Regions from separate parts of the Homo sapiens genome. Here region 2 is linked to region 1. The links are chromatin loops, found by intact Hi-C in ENCODE. Cell type or tissue: ascending aorta. All regions are shown on one strand. Links, peaks and the distances in the headings refer to the core of each region. The heading gives the core; the rest is flanking DNA. Region 1 overlaps DYRK1A (dual specificity tyrosine phosphorylation regulated kinase 1A). Region 2 has its middle 5.1 kb from the start of VPS26C.

Region 1 (2,922 bases), core at 124-2,623:
GATCTTTCAAGAGAAAAATGACAGTGACCACAGCTTAAGGTTATCAGACGTCTTGATTTCAAAGCTGTCCTTCATACTATTATAGTAGTTGTCAGACGGTATATCCTTATTTATGGCTTAGCAAATAGCAGAGAGCATCAGAAACAGTCCTCCACACACAAAACAGTGAACTGCCAGCCTGACATGCAGTAATGTCACACGGCAAGCACATTCAGTGACTGCCACTTCCCACTCTCAGTCAGGAGATGAGGGCTTCTCTTCCTTCCTCCCAGGTCAGAGGCATCTGTAGGATAGTTAAGGAGAGCAGGGGAAGAGCCTGGACATGGTAACCACAAGCCTCCAGCTGCTCAAAATGCCCTTTATGAAGCCCCATGGACCTCGGCCTGCTCTCTATATCTCACATTCCTCTGCGGCGTGCAAAGTTAGCATATTCATTTACAAAACAGGTAAAACGAGAAATACCTTTGAAAGTTCAGCTTGCTCTACAGAAGACAGACATTAGGCTAGGACTTAGGCGTCCCCTTTTGCTTGCCTTGGCCCCAGCATCAGTGTGGGGCATGGCAACAAATAACCCGGTCTTCTTACACATGAAATAAGAGGATTCATCATCACCCTCAACCATGTAAACCCAAAGTACTCCTCTCCCTTGTACAATGCCTTGGGTTTGAAACGTTACACACAGAGTTGCCAGGGGACAGGAAATGTGCCTCAAAGACGATCTGGAGCCTCTGTTTAGAGCTTAAAAGAAATGTTTTAATAAATGGTGGTTAAAGTTCAACTTAGTTCATTTTTTTCAAAATCAAAAAGATAGTGAAATACTAGTTATGTAAAATTTTTAAAATATAATACATATGTATATGTACACACACACACACACACACACACACACACACACACACAGTAAATTACCCAGATGCCCTCCCCTACCGCCCCCTTGACCATAACTTTGTCTAGCGTGCCTACAGGCATATTACAGCTGTCTTCCAAGAAACCCGTAAGTACAAAAAGAGGGGGAATGGCACAACACATCTAAATGCTGTAATACTATGAAGCCATTCAAAAGTTGAAAGGTGCCTGCTTAGCTGCTTTCCTCTCTAGAGGAGCAGGGTCAGAACACACAGAGGCGGCCAGGAATACAACACAGGCAGAAGGTTACCTACCACAGCCTCAGACCTTCAGCTATGCCATAACCAAGCCATTTTAAGAAGTGTCTGAAGGTGTTACTAAGTTTCAGGCACATAATGTTTCTTTGGAAACAAAGTTGCCTTCCCTGATCTTTACCTCTGTCTTCTTCTAAAGCAGGCACAGCAACAGCAGTCAAGGGGGAAAAAAATTAACTTTTTCCTTCTCCCATCCCAGGGAGAAAAGGGGAGAAGCATACACATAGAGGACTTGCTCTTTTTTAGTTCTAGCTAAACAGCTGTTAAACATACAAGATATTTTTAAGTCTAGTTAAGTACTTGGTACCTATATTGAATTGCAGCATAATACTTAAAATTATCCAATGAGGCAATCATTTGGCTTTGTGATTCTAATTAAAACACTGATTATTTACATAAATTTTCCATTTAAAAATACCCAAAAGGCAAAATATTCATCTGACCAGAGACGCTTTAAAAGTTAAACACAAAAGGCCAGCCGCGGTGGCACATGCCTGTAATCCCAGCACTTTGGGAGGCTGAGGCAGGCGGATCACTTGAGGCGAGGAGTTCGAGACCAGACTGGTCAACATGGCGAAACCCCACCTCTACTAAACACACACACACACACAATTAGGCGATCATGGTGGTACACGCCTGTGGTCTCAGCTAGGGAGGCTGAGGCAGGAGAATAGCTTGAACCCGGGAGGTGGAGGTTGCAGTGAGCCGAGTCCGTGCCCCTGCACTCCAGTCTGGGCAACAGAGTGAGACTCTGTCTTGCGGGGGGGATACAAAAATTAGCCAGGTGTGGTGGCATGCATTTGTAGTCCCAGCTACTCCGGAGTCTGAGACAAGAGTCACCTGAACCCAGGAGTCAGTTTGCAGTGAGCCAGGATCGTGCTACTGCACTCCAGCCTGAGCAACAGAGCGAGATTCTGTCTCTACTAAATAAATAAATAAATAAATAAATAAATAAATAAATAAATAAATAAGTAAGTAAGTAAGTAAGTAAGTAAATTTTCTTTTTACCTCTCAAGCAAATTTTCCAAACCAGAAAGTATTCTCAGTAATGATAGTATGGATAAAGCAGGTTTCTATGACCCTTTATTACAGAATCTGTGAGTTTTTCACAATTAAAAAGTAATAAAAAGTAGTGACAACATTCACTGAACTCTTATTCTATGCCAACTTGTTCCGGTATGCCCTTACACCCACAAAAGCCCTATGCATAAGGTGGCATTATTCCAGCATGTATTGCATTGTACACACAAAGAGGTCAAGCACTCCACCACGGCCCTAAGCATGGTGGCTGAGGTGGGAAGGCCAGAGGTAGGTGGGCCCGCGCCCTTTTCCACTCTGAACCATGCCTCCAAGATAGGAGGGTGGGAAAGTGCTCAAGACACATTAGAAATTCCCCATAAAAGACAAGATTGTTGAACACCTGCAAGTGAATAAAGATAAACTGATCTCAGAGGGGAAAAAGACGCAGGGTTAGGAAACAGCACCCTGCTCGAGGACGTTCTTTCCAAACAGCCTGCTCATCACCCGTGTAAACTGGCAAAGGGGTGGCTGGGCCAAAAGACAGAGGAATTAAGTAAGAAGTCCAGGAAAAATGAACTTCACATCAAATTTTAGAGCACGGTAGCCATGAATCTTGTGAATAGCTCCCAAAAATGTCCTGTGGAAGACAACTAGAAAGCATTCTACAATCAGGCACCCACCTCCACCTGCAGCCTCCTGTGTTGTTCTCATGGGGCACCTCTGGGCTCCAGCTCCTCCAAGG
Region 2 (2,922 bases), core at 93-2,592, 190 kb after region 1:
ATTCTATTCCCCTTCCTCTAGACCAAACCATGTTTCAGATCTTTGGCAAAGTGCTCTTCAACACACATTTTTTGCTTCAGGGTATAAACTTGATGGAGAGAGAGTTGAGGGGCACCTGCTGGGAATGACAAGGAATTTTAAAAATACTTCAGCTTAATATTTCAAAAATATTATCCTACTTTGTAAATTTATCTTCTCTTCTTTTGTTATGGAACTCAAGTGTATACAAAGGCAGAGTGAATGAGTGAATAAAACCTTTCCTCCTCCTCCTCCTGTACCCCTTCCCTCTTCCTCCATTTCCTCCCCTCCTTCTCCGCCCCTCCCCATCCTACTTTCTCCCCTCCCCCCTCCTCCTTCTCCACCCCTCCTCATCCTCCTCTTTCTCCCCTCCCCCTCCTCCTCCTTCTCCCTCTTCCTCCTCCTAGAGTTATTTAGAAGCAAATCCCAGATAGCATATCATTTCACTCTGACCAAATTTCCAAACTTTTTCCAATAATTTTTCAGAGGATTCTTTTTTTACCTGTATCCCATAGGTTTTGGTGTGAAGCATTCATACTTTGTTATTTTTAGTCTGGTATCATATTTTTACTTGTTTCTTGACAAATAAGAAACAAATATTGTATTTTAATCACATTTTAATAAAAAATTTATATAAAATATAAAATTTATATATAAATTTTATTTTTATAAAATTCATTAAACATTTTTATATAAATTTTTATGTATGTTTACATTTTAAAATTCTATTTTATTTTCTAATTTTATTTATTTTATTTTATTTTAATTAATTTTTTTTTTAGATGAAATCTCACTCTGTCACCCAGGCTGGAGTACAGTGACGTGATCTCAGCTCACTACAACCTCTGCCTCCCAGGTTCAAGTGATCCTCTAGCCTCAGCTTCCCGGGGACCTGGGATTACAGGCCTGCGCCACCACGCCTGGCTAATTTTTGTATTTTTAGTACCGATGAGGTTTCACCATTTTGGCTAGGCTAATGTCGAACTCCTGACCTCAGATGATCCACACTCCTTGGCCTCCCAAAGTGCTGGGATTACAGGTGTGAGCCACCACACCTGGCTAATTTATCTTTAATTTAAATTTTATTTTAAAATTTTATTTTTCTTTATTTATATATAAATTTCATATATATTGTTTATAAAAAACAAATATTGTATTTTTATGTGTTTGTTTACAAAGAATGCTTCACATTTTGTTATTTGAGAAAGTGTGTCTTAACTGCCAAGTGGTGTAAGTTGTGGTAGTTAAGGTATCCAGGACATCCTTAATCAAACTTGTACATAATCAACATTGAGATGTTCTTAGTGGCCATACATGCAATTGTCTCAGTCCATTCATGCTGTTATAACAAAATACCACAGAGTGGGTAATTTCTAAACAATAGAAGTTCATTTCTCATAGTTCCGAAGACTGGGAAGTTTAAGAACAAGGTACCAGCACGTTGTGTCTGGTTCCACTCTGCTTCCAAGATGGCGCCTTGAATGCTGAGTCCTCCAGAAGGGACAAATGCCATGTCCTCTCTTGGCAGAAGGGACAGAAGGGCAAAAGGACTAGCTAGCTCCCTTCCATTCCTTTTATAGGGCACTAATCCCATCTATGAGGATGGTGTTCTGGGTTGAATTGTTTCCCTGCCAAATTAAGGTCCTAGCCCTTGGTACTTCAGAATGTGACGGTATTTGGAAGTAGGGTCTTTACAAAGGTAATCAAGTTAAAAGGGGGTCATTAGTGGACCTTAATACAAGATGACTGGTGTATTTAGAAAAAGGGCAAGTTTGGAGTCAGACATTGATACAGAAAGAACATCACGTGAACATGAAGATACATTTTATTTTATTTTTTGAGACAGGGTCTCGCTCTGTCGCCCAGGCCAGAGTGCAGTGACATGATCTTGGCTCACTGCAACCTCTGCCTCCCAGGCTCAAGCGATCCTCCCACCTCAGCTTCCCAAGTAGCTGGGACTACAGGCATGCGTCACCACATCCAGCTAATTTTTATATTTTTGTAGAGATGGGGGGTTTCGCCATGTTGCCCAGGCTAGTCTCGAACTCCTGGGCTCAAGGGATCCTCCTGCCTTGACCTCCCAAAGTGCTGGGATTACAGGTGTGAGCCACTGTGCCCAGCCATGAAGACACATTTTTTAAAGATAGAGTGAGGAGACATAAGAGGGCCACCTAAAAGCCAAGGAGAGAGAACTGGAACAGATTCTTTCCTCACCGTCCTCAGAAGAACAACCCTGCTGACATCTTGATTTTGAACTTGCAGCCTCCAGAAGAGTGAAAGAATAAATTTCTGTTGTTTGAAGCCACCCAGTTTGTGGTACTTCGTTGTGGCAGCCGTAGCAAACTAAAGCATTATACTATTCTGCAATAGTTTTAATATTCTATCTTCACCATCAGTTGATACAATGACCCCCCATTCCTCTCTTTAAGATTGCCTTTGACTATGACATTGCACCTCTGCTGGATTTTCCCATTTGATTGGCAGTCTTTTGTCCAGTCTTTTGATTAAGATCATGAGCCCCCCATTGTTATGCACCCAGGCGTTTGTTGTGTGCATGTATGTAGCGCATTGATCAGCAATTGCCTATATGAACTCTGGAGTCAGAATTGGTGGCTGCCACTTAGTTGCTCTATGACCTTGGGCAAGTACATTAATCTTTCTGTGCCTGTCTTCCCTTTTGTAAGGTGAGGAAATAGTAATTTTTCCTGTATCACAAGAGTGTCTTGAGGGTTATTATGAGGGTTATTATGAAACTAGCATAACTGGATTGTTGAGGTTAGGTTGCCAGAAGGCAGAATACGAGATGGAGATTTAACATGCAGGAAGTTTATTGGGGAGATGCTCTCAGGATCAACAGGCGCACAGGGTTTGGGTGTAGGAAGCAGGATTCAATGCGGAGCGTAG

What was found. A loop is a pair of places that touch in the nucleus more often than their neighbours do. Peaks named below come from ENCODE experiments on the same cell type or tissue, not always from the same donor. Only the 100,000 strongest peaks of a DNase experiment are listed, where the experiment ranks them.
Region 2: it touches region 1 in a loop (2.4-fold over the local background); 24 of 110 quality-filtered maps call a loop at or near these places.

Annotation. Positions count from the first base shown.
Region 1 is chr21:37,456,247-37,459,168 of GRCh38, reverse strand. The region is part of intron 2 of DYRK1A (dual specificity tyrosine phosphorylation regulated kinase 1A); the gene reads right to left. Among named protein-coding and RNA genes, the nearest start is that of KCNJ6-AS1, 61 kb to the left of the region's middle. RefSeq lists enhancers at 1,305-1,816, 1,817-2,330. In ascending aorta, for the core only: no CTCF peak of the experiment used is centred there; no DNase peak of the experiment used is centred there; H3K27ac peaks cover 1,608 bases.
Region 2 is chr21:37,271,010-37,273,931 of GRCh38, reverse strand. No RefSeq gene overlaps it. Among named protein-coding and RNA genes, the nearest start is that of VPS26C, 5.1 kb to the right of the region's middle. In ascending aorta, for the core only: no CTCF peak of the experiment used is centred there; no DNase peak of the experiment used is centred there.